2 separate regions of the Homo sapiens genome follow, and region 1 is linked to region 2. Evidence: chromatin loops called from intact Hi-C (ENCODE). Cell type or tissue: heart right ventricle. All regions are shown on one strand. Each heading gives the region's core, and the rest is flanking DNA. Links, peaks and the distances in the headings are about the cores only.

What was found. Hi-C counts contacts between places; a loop is a spot of excess contacts. Peaks named below come from ENCODE experiments on the same cell type or tissue, not always from the same donor. Only the 100,000 strongest peaks of a DNase experiment are listed, where the experiment ranks them.
Region 1: it touches region 2 in a loop (5-fold over the local background); 1 of 110 quality-filtered maps calls a loop at or near these places.

What each region holds. Positions count from the first base shown.
Region 1 is chr15:27,742,032-27,747,402 of GRCh38, forward strand. It overlaps a transcript of OCA2 not described here. Among named protein-coding and RNA genes, the nearest start is that of OCA2, 350 kb to the right of the region's middle. In heart right ventricle, for the core only: no CTCF peak of the experiment used is centred there; no DNase peak of the experiment used is centred there.
Region 2 is chr15:27,794,537-27,799,907 of GRCh38, forward strand. All of the region lies in intron 23 of OCA2 (OCA2 melanosomal transmembrane protein), which reads right to left. Among named protein-coding and RNA genes, the nearest start is that of OCA2, 300 kb to the right of the region's middle. In heart right ventricle, for the core only: no CTCF peak of the experiment used is centred there; a DNase peak (open chromatin) is centred at 3,411.

The sequences.
Region 1 (5,371 bases), core at 174-5,173, 53 kb before region 2:
TTTAGGAAATACACATTGCAGACGTATCTGAACTGTGGCAGCTATGCCTTTGCTTGGAGGCAGGTGATATGTTCATTTCAACACGTGCTCAGTGTTGTCTGGGAGAAGAGCACCATGCCAGGTCCAGGGCAAGGTGGGAGGAGAGAACACATGCCCTGCCTTCTGGTTGGGCCTTGATGGTGGAAGGGCGGTGAGAGTGGGCACTGACAAAGCAAATGGGGCCTCTCTGGCTGCAGATTGCAAGTTAAACATCATTCCCCAGTGCTCTAAAGCATGATGTTGATGCACAGCAAAGCAGCTGTGGAACCTTGGAGCAGACAGTATGCTTGGGGAAAGGTCAGTCTTCAAGAATTTGTCAAAAGGTGGGACCAGCCCAGACCAACTGTGCATAGGTCAAGGGAAGGGCCATGTGGGAGGGGGACAAAAGCCAATCACCTCCCACCCCAAGAGTCCCATCCCAGGCTGAAGACTGAGAGGCAGAAGAAGCACGATGGCAGAGCTGTGGCCGGTAAGATTTATAGGCAATGGAGGATGCAGCACCGGGCCACCTTCCCTTAAAGCTTTCTGCACACTGTCTGCAGAAGCAAGCTGGGCAAAACACGAGGAAAGGATGAGCTGAAGAGAGCAAAACGAGAACAGCTTGAACCTAACCGGCTATAATCTGGCTTTGTCACTAAAAGAATCCCTCAGGCACCTCGAGCTCTCTTTATATGTATGATAGAATCCGAAATGATGCGTTAGTCCACACACAGCTTGTTTAAGGGCTCACCATACATAAGGCCCTCTGAGAAGTCTGGAAGCAGCACACATGGCCGTGGCCTTGGGGAGTGAAGGAAGCGGGAGAAAATGATGAAATATGGAATGCTTAATGAAAGCCCCTGGAGGCCAAAAGCCATCTTCCGTTTCTTCTGTACACACCTCAGGAGGCTGAGTATTCGATTAAGCACTTAATTAGGAAGCTTGTTTTTAATTTATCCATGGCATAAAATGCCATCAGGGTAGACATTCCGCAAGGCTCCATTGGCTGCCTCTGCGATCCTGCTGCTTCTCTGCATAGCACATCTCGCCTCTTAGCACCCACATGCTTGGGAAGGGAGAACCCTGGTACCCTGGCTCACAGTGGCACTTTATCAAAAGGCATCTGCAGGGGAGCTGGCTGCCCGGCCACCCAGGGCAGCTGCCAGTTACTGGCAAGAGGAAATCTGAATGGCACGCATCCCAGTCTGCACGGCCACAAGTCTGTAAGGGCTGCACTGCCAATGGATGCGGAGACGAGCAAGAGGACAGTGACACTCTGCCACACTCTTGAGAAGGGGTGGGGACAGGTTTATTCCAGTCGCTTTCAGGCTGCCAGGAGAAACATCAGCTACAATCCAACAAAACAGCATGCTTATCAAGGGTCCCTCGTCTGGGCTTATTGAACACCAGGGCAGAGAGCCTCCCAGAAGCCTTCTGGTGGAATTTTGCTCCTGCTCTCCTCCGTCTGCCCAGGAAGCTTATTCCAGAGTGTCAGCAATGCAACAGCACACCTCTGTCCATATCACAGATGGTCTGCCCACGTGTCAGGCCCAGAAACACGGTGGGGCCCAGGGAGGCCATGAATTAGTGAATTCAGCAACTAAATGCCTGCTGTCCTTACACCAGGAGCTCACCATCATAGGACAAGTGGGTTTCGATCAAATATCCTTGCTCTTCAGGCACAGATTATGTCCAGATAGCACACGGCAAATGCATTCCATCAGCTTGTGCAGTTGGAGAAGCTGACGGCCCTTGGCTTTCGGCAGCCTCCTTCACCAGCACCCCTGCCCCGAGGCCAGCCAGCTTCCCTCCCGCAGCCAGGTCCTGAGCACCTGCCTTTCACCTTCACACCTGGCCACCACGTCATCGTTGCTTTTGACTGTCTACCAGCTGCTCCCTGGCCACAAATGCTTCCCTGTAACCCATATCCCCCCAGGAAACCTCTCACTGATTTTCTACACTGCAGAGTCCATAAAGTATTGTGAGAAAGACTGAAGGTCAGTTCGGGCAGTGCCCACAGCTGGCCCAGACACTCTTGCAGCAACACCTGCACCTCGATTTAGCATCCTTAGCCCCAAAGACAGGCAGGCAACAAGGGCAAAGACAGCCAACAACAATGACTAAGATCCGGGGTGTCAGCCCCTCCGCACCCTCAGCCTGGATCTTTAAGACCTGGTGGGGCCAGCGGAGGGGGATGGTGGTCTTTCAAAAGTTGATAAATTCATTAAAATCATGCGGGAAAAGAGCTGCTGAATTTAAAGCAAGCAAAAGCAGGATGGTGGGAACTTGACATTGACAATAAGGGCAGGCAGGGATGGAGAAAGCAAGAGGCTGGGCTGGATGGGGGAACCGTGGGCACGAGATGGAGGGAAAGCCAGGGGTCAGGCCAGCAGGGCTGGTGATGGGGCAAGAGGCAGAGAAAAAGGATTTGCTCTTCTCAAGGTGGGCCATGGTTTTTGCATTGGCCCTTTGGGTTTCTCTGTTAAAATTCCAGTAAAGATTTACATTCCATATTCAGTTATTCTCAGTTGCTGGATGAATTTTATTTGAATGTTGCTCTGTTCAGACAGGATTACCCGGGCCCCATGTATATGCAGCTGACAAAGCCAAAGACAGACCCTCTGACCTCCTGCTGTTCGACTTATGATTGATTAGATAACATTAAAACTGTTCCTTGCCTCTGATTAGGTAATGTCAACAAGAAATAAACTTCTACCCTTCCCCACTCAACTGACTGATGGACCCCTCTCTTGGCCTAAGACATTCCAAAGAAGCCTGGAAAACTAATTCAGGCCATGAGGGGAAGTTGAGTCAGACATGTCTCATGATACCCTCCTCCCTTTGGAATTCAGGCACAATTGACCAGAGATTCTGACAGAGCAGACCCTTTGTAGCAGTAAGAGACCAAATTCCAACCTGACTCTAGTGCAGCATCGCATGACAGATAGCGGGCCCTGAAAGAACCTGCAGTATTTTACCACAAAATGTACTCCTTTTGTTACAGGAAAGGAGTCCCGATCCCGACCCCCAGAGAGGGTTCTTGGATCTCCCACAAGAAAGAATTCAGGGCAAGTCCACAATGCAAAGCAAAAGCAAGTTTATTAAGAAAGTAAAGTGTTGAAAGTGCAGCTACTCCTTAGACGGAGTCGGGCATTTCCAAAAGTAAGAGGAGGAAACGTGTCCACCCTAGGTACAATGCTCGTGTGTGTATGTATATAGGATAAAAAAAGGTCATGGGGAGATGTGCTCTGTTACAAGGGTTTGTAGTAAAGGATTAATTTTCTTAATTACCATATTTTGCAAGAATCAATATTATTATACTTAAAGCAAAATTAGGAATGCCTTTATTCTCAAGATATTGGGATATCTGGACACTCCCAAGTCTGGATCTGTTTAGTAAACCTTCTCAGTCTGTTCCCTTAACCGTAAACCTCTAGCGGCTAGAAATACCTAACTTTCTGGGAATGCAGACCAGCAAGTCCCAGCCTTATTTTCCTAGCCCTCACCCAAGATGGAGTTGCTCTGGTTTGAACACGTCTGACACTTTGAAATATTTTGAAATGGCCCTGCAATGCTTTCTCTTGTGGGGGGAAATTTACGCTGTGTAGAGAATCCCCCTTCCCTTCCAGGCCTTTTCCTGATCCAGGAGAGAATTAACTAAGATTCTGGCACCTTTTAAAGGTCTGAATAGGAAACATTTGCCATCTATAGCATCTAAGGGCAGCTGCTGAAGAGATTTCACCCACATAATCAGAACCCTGTTGTCCACAACCCCAGCACTCCTTTCGATTCATTCCAGGTCTTTAGATAATAACTCTTTCAACCAATTGCCAATCAGAAAACCTTTGAATCCACCTATGACTTGGAAGCCCCCTGCTTCAAGTTGTCCCACCTTTCTGGACCAAACCAATGTACACCTTACACGTATTGCTTGACGTCTGCTTATAACTTCTGCCCCCCTAAAATGTATAAAACCAAGCTCTAACCCAACCACCTTGGGCACATGTTCTCAGGACCTCTTGAGACTGTGCTTCAGGCCTTGGTCACTCATATTTGGTTCAGAATAAACCTCTTTAAACATTTTACAGCGTTTCACTCTTCATCAACATTAAAATTAGAACTTTTTGGCTGGACGCAGTGGCTCACGCCTGTAATCCCAGCACTTTGGGAGGCCAAGGCAGGTGGATCACGGGGTCAGGAGTTCAAGACAAGCCTGGCCAACATGGTGAAACCCCATCTCTACTAAAAATACAAAAATTAAATTAGCCAGGAGTGGTGGTGCATCCCTGTAATCCCAGCTACTCGGGAGGCTGAAACAGGAGAATTACTTGAACCCAGGAAATGGAGGTTGCAGTGAGCCGAGATCGTGCCGCTGCACTCCAGCCTGGGTGACAGAGCAAGACTCTGTATTAAAAAATAAATAAATAAATAAATAAATAAATAAATAGAACTTTTTTCCCCCTGAAACTACTTAACTAGAAAGAAAAACAATCCTTGTTCCAAAAACTGATGGAGACTTCCTCTTCTGCGGAACAACCCTAGCTGTGAGTCAACTCCTCTGCAACTGGTTAACCATCCCTGTAAAATTCCAGGATAACCCCCCAGCCACGACACTGGTCTTCAGATCTGGGGTGTTCTCCTATGGTGACAGCCTAAATAAAGTCAGTCTCCTCCCTCACCCAACTTTGGCCTTTGATGCAGCAGTGGAGACAGCATACCATTTTTGGACAGTGGGATGTACTCCCCTCTCTCCCACATCCCCATCCATTTATCTAGCTGCTTCTCCCAGGCACTAAGATCCAGAGTCCCTCTTTGGCCTACAGTCTGGTGGGATCAGACCCTGGTTCCACCCTCACTCATCCTGCTCATGCTACAGACCTCCTGGCTGTAACAAGAACCCTGGCTCAAGACATCCATTCAGATGTTCCCTCCCAATGAACCTGTTTAAATGACTTGACTCCATTTTCCCCAAAACTTATCACTCCTAAATGTATCAATTTCACTTACTGTCTCCTCCACTTGAAAATTAATACCATCAGATCACTGCCCAGGAAACAGGCACACAGACAGACTCAGTGAGCACCTCCAGCCCCCCACCACCAACAACCACACAGTGAGGAGGGGACTCCACCCCAGCCTCATGCCAGTGCAGGTGAGGTATGGCTGTGACAGTCACATGGGGCAAGGACCCCTGCTGGGGCATGGTGACATGGGAAGAACTGTGATTATATACAGCACAACAAATGTCCTGCAGAAAATGTAAAAGTCAGAAATGTGAGTAAGTGTTCGATCGGTCTTCCTTATTCTGGACTAAGCTACTTTGAAAAAGTAAGAAGCCGCTGAAAATTGACAT
Region 2 (5,371 bases), core at 295-5,294:
GGGCCATGACTGCATAAGTCTCCAGTAAATACACGTGTGCAGATGCTGAATAGTGCAAGAGGTACCTGGATCACTGTACGTTAGATAAAAGGAAGTGTGTTGTAGAGCCAGGAATTTAAAAGAAAAGTATATACATGCATGAAATAGACATCCTCACTCCCAAATGATGGTGTAGAGAAGGCCTTTAAAAATGACATGCTGTTCAGGTGCATTCTCGTTGGAATGCCTACATCCTTCTCAATTGCCAATTTTTATGCAGAAGTTCCATGTAAAAGGTCATGTTTTGGAGGATCTATGAAAACAAATGCATTTTTTTTCCTCAGCACAAAGGCAAAGCATAATTTATACTTTTGAATTTTCAATCTCTGGTTCTTTTCAGAATATGTAACTACTAACAGAAAACAATCTATTCTAGTAGTTCAGATGTCAGATTTAAAAAGACAGCAGGGCAGACCCTCACTATAGCATGGGAAGCAGGTGGGAGATATTGTACAGGGGGCTGATTTCCAATTTGTTAATCACCGAGTGGCTTACGTTCGTTCCATTCCAGGAGTGATTGTACCCTAACCTTGCTACAAGACTCTGTCACCTTCCCTTGGAATACTGGTGCCCAGGAAAACCTTCAATCTGGGTGAAAAGAGTTTAAATAAGCACATTTCCGTAGCGTCTGTGCTCCAACCCGTACTGAACCCTTATTTAATAGAGTATTTTACATACTTTACACAGACACTGTCATTGTTCAGAGTTGGCCTGGCCTTTTCACAGTAACTATTTTGGACATGTTTTTGTGTCTTTCTCTTTGGCTGAATTTTTCAGCCATCGAAAGCTCCTTCCATTCCTCCTCCCACCAAGAGCTTCTCTGTCACAATAAATGGCACCGCTGTTGACCCAGTTTCTCCACCCACAAGCTCAGGAGTCTCCTTGAATGCTCTCTCCCTTCCCCTCCCTTGCCCAACTCACTGATCCTCAGCAGGCAAGTTGGCACTACAACCAAACGGGCCCCCCACTCTCACCCTCTCTCTCAGCTGATGCTCCGCCACAGACCAGCATCAGCTCTTCAACAACCATCTCTCTAGTTCTCCATATCATTAAGGATCTTTTTGAAACAATTATCAGTTCAAGTTTCCAAGACCTGAGAGCAGGGTAGGCTGTCAGAAGCAGAGCTCCAAGGGGTGGCACCCTGCCTGGCAGCTTAACCCCATTAGGGAGAGACTCCCCCAACACACACTGCTCTACTCCCCACATGGGTCCAGAGCTGCCTTCTCTCACAGCCACTCTTAGCGGTATGTCTCCATCCACATCGCTGATTGTATGGGAGGAGAAAGCTCCACAAGTTACAGGGTTATATTATGCAGGCATGTTTCACTTGTAAATTTATAACTTAGCAGAATGTACTTAAGTCACTTGAATTTGCCTATTTAAGAAAAAAATCAATAGTTGTTCTCAAGCACATTGTTTTTGTGCTTTCAGCAGCATCATAATTGAGTTTGTTTTTAATGCTTGTGCACCACTACCAGCCTGGTTACGTACTCCCAGAAGGGAAAAGAAGATGCTCCAGCCATCCACGGTTCTAGCAGGACCTCAGGTTCTGCTGATTCACACATCTACTCTCTGACTGGAGGAACAGGCAGCACTTGCTGTTTTATTTGTTGGAACAACACCAAGTCCTGGACATCCATGCTAATTTATTTTCAACTAAGACATGTGTTTCTAAGACTTCTATGAGAGAAAGCACAGTATGATGGGAAAGGCTTAGACATGGGCAGAGAGAGCAGTGACGACCCCAGTCTGGCCTCTCGCCACCTGAGGGGCATGAGCAAGCCCCTGTCCCACGTGGACACCAGCACCCTTACCTGGCAATGGTCAACAGGATGCCCAGGAGACCTGCAGGAAACAGCACGTGCTGGGCACTCAGCATCATGCCAGGCAGGGCAGGTACTCAGCGAGTGCTGGTGTCCGCCAGAGAGTGTAATGGGGCTAAGCAGAGAGTCTGGGCAGGGCAGGTGCTCAGTGTGTGCTGGTGTCCCCCAACAGGTGTAACAGGTCTAAGCACGGAGTCAGGGCAGGGCAGGTGCTCAGCGAGTGCTGGTTTCCTCCAGCAGGTGTAACAGGGCTAAGCACGGAGTCCTGCCAGAGCATAGCCTATCATCGTCCAGAGCACTGCCCTTCCCAACTCCGCCGGGCATTTCCTGGCCCCAGGTTGGAAGCAAACACCATCAGCAGCAACTTGCATGAAAAACTATACGGAAAAATCTGTAGCAAGCACAGACCTGCCTCCCATGCTCCCCCTTTTCCTCATCCAAGGTTTCTCCAGCCCCGCCTACCCACTCCGTGTCCCTCCAATCACAAGCCCTGGGCCCTGGAGCTCTCTGGCAACCCTCTGTGAGGGTAGAGTGTTTTTGTCCAGCAGATGGAGAGGATTCTCCCAACCTCACAGGAAGGAACCAGGGGATCACCCACTTCACACGCAGGTACAGTCACTGTCAGTCATGAGCATTTCCTGGAGTCACAGAACACAGCCTCACTGGGGTCCCCTGCGCTGCTGCCTCCCTTCACCTCTTCACCTCCCTGGTGAAGCGTGGCACCCCCGCCTCCTTTGAGGAGCAGCTGCTGGTGAGCGGAAAGGCTTTGATCTAAAGGGCTGGCTCTGAAAGATGGAATTTCAGCCTTTGCAGAAGTAAAATGTGGGTCAACAGGAATTGGGCCTCAGATGCTGGACATCAGAGTCCTCAAGAATCCCCTGCAATGCCCCATCTTCTTGCTAGTTACCTGTGTGTATGGCAATCCCTGGAGGCAAAGGGGGCTGATTTTATAGAGCACAAACCGTACCCTCCAGACACAGAGAAGAAATTTAGAATTGATGTTGGCTGTGCTAGACCTTGACCTTAAGGGAAGGAAAACCAAGGTCTGTGAAACGGTTTATGGGAAGAACAGACCCAGCTCTGTTCCAGTTCATGGGCGGCAGGCGTGTTCAGAAACACAGCAGGCAGAGGCTCCATTCACATTAACGGAGACTATTATTGCTGTTGTGGCAGGGGTCTCACAGAAACACTCTGGATGATGGCATTGCAGCTTAAGTGTCTAGGACAAAAATGAATAGTATAAGTTTAATTTGTTACGTTTAGCCTGTGGACAGGTAGTGTTTAGAATAAGATTACTCTGAAGCTGGATGAAAACGTCTATCAGCAGCAGACAGAACCAGGTTCACTAAGATGCACCCAAGGAGGATGAGCTGCAGAGAGACTGGAGGGCGAGGAGTAACGGGAAACACAGGAGCACCCTGGGGGCTCCATGTTTCCTGAAGGGCCTGGAGAAGCTGGAGAGGGCTCCCATGTTGGCCACGCTAGAGTCTTTCCTGAGTCCTGGCCCTGGCCTGCCTGCAATGGCTCTGCTGGGAAGCCAGCCAGGAAGCACTCTACCCGGGAGCTGACCTGAGACAGCAGCCTGGCGCCAGGACAGGGAGGGCATGTGAGCAGCAGGTGTGCAGGCACCAGGGTGTGCAGGGTGGGCAAGAGGGTTACGTGTGACATGCCGTCGCTAGGCAAGCACTGATAAGCAAAGAGCAAACATTTTGATTTAAATTATTTATTAGTCAGGTTAAGAAAAGAAGATGAAAATGTCTTTTAAGATGGGAGGTGGGGTCAGAGGGGAGAGCTTGGAGGAAGAGGAAGGGCCAGGCTATGACCAATCGTCTTGCTTCCTCTTCTTGGCTCACAGGAGGCTGACCGGAGCTCTTGTGAGCTCGGTTCTGCCTAAGAGAGGTGGGAATAACAAACATCCAATTTTTTGGTGATACTTTTTCCCCAAAGGTACCAACAAATTCTACCGTAGGAGAGGAGTTTTTGAAAAAGGTAATATAATTTTACTTTCAATTTTGTTTTCTATTTTAACATTTTTTGTATAATGACTTATAATTGTTTATATATGAAAAAGTCTTCATTTGCAGGAGGTCATGACCCAGAGAAAATAACTTCAGAAGACTGAGACATCCTCCGTGAAGGAAGAAGGGGTTATGAAATTATTCTCCTGCTTCCTCGCTCTGACCCTGATGATCAGGATTTGTCTAAAGTTATGGAAGTCTTCCTGAACTTTTCTTATTAATTTGAAAAAAAAAAAACTTTCTGTCATTAAACAAATACACAGAAAACACCAGGCCCATTGAAGATGCCCGTTAATTAATTATTACACAAACAGTGGGTGTGGGGTTTGGATGCTGATTCCAACATTCAAAATAACACGCAAGGTAACTACATTTTGTGCCCTTCTTTAGAAATGTTCCGGGTTTTTGGATTTACAAAGCATTTAACAAAGTTAGGCTAGTAAGTACAGAGACACAATGTAGCCATGTAATAGCTTGATTTGAAAAGGCCTTAAAGAATTCCATTTAGAATATGGTTTCCTTGAGCACAACCCAGATGGGCTGTTACATAAAGAGAGAGACCAGCTGCAGGTTGAGAGATCTGCATCACAATTGGATCTTAAGAAAGCCAAACAATGTTTTTCATTAAACAAGAGAGCTCTTAATAAGTAGCTTTTAAAAACATGATTATTCTCATTATTCAACAGAATGGAAGCCACTTTCTTTGCAATCGTCAGGCAAACTCCAGAGGAACAGGGGAGACGATCGCTTCTGCATTTGCAAAGATGGACCAAGCTGCCCCACGGACATTATCCACTCATTCACTCAAAGTACACTAAACACCTACTGCAGGCAGGCACTGTTCTAGCCCTGGGCACACAGCAGTGAACACGTAGAGGTCTCTGTGCTCAGGAGCCTTAACCCTAGTTGAGACAGACTGACAATGAACAAATGCATATACACTATATGAGGTAGAAAGCAGTATAGAGAAAAATAGGGAGGAAAGGAGTGCAAGAGTCCTACTACAATTCGAGTGGTCAAAATTGCCTGTCTGAAAAAGGCAATGTCCCTTACAAACATAGACATAAAATATCTTTTAAGCACTTTGGGAGGCCAAGGCAAGTGGATAACCTGAGGTCAGGAGCTCGAGACCAACCTGGCCAACATCGTGAAATCCCATCTCTACTAAAAATACAAAAATTAGCTGGGCGTGGTGGTGCATGCCTGTAATTCCAGCTACTCAGGAGGCAGAGACAGGAGAATTGCTTGAACCTGGGAGGCGGAGGCTGCAGTGAGCCGAGATGGTGCCACTGCACTCCAGCCTGAGTGACAGAGCAAGACTCCGTCTAAAAAAAAAAAAAAAAACTTTAGCAAAAATTGAACAGAAATCTGAGAAAAGTGAGCAGCCAGCCACGTCCCTTCATCATGGGCAAGAGTTCCAGAGAGGGGTAACAGCCAACGAAGACCCCACACCAGTAGTGGGCTCAAAAAGTGGTAAAAAGGCTGGAGTGA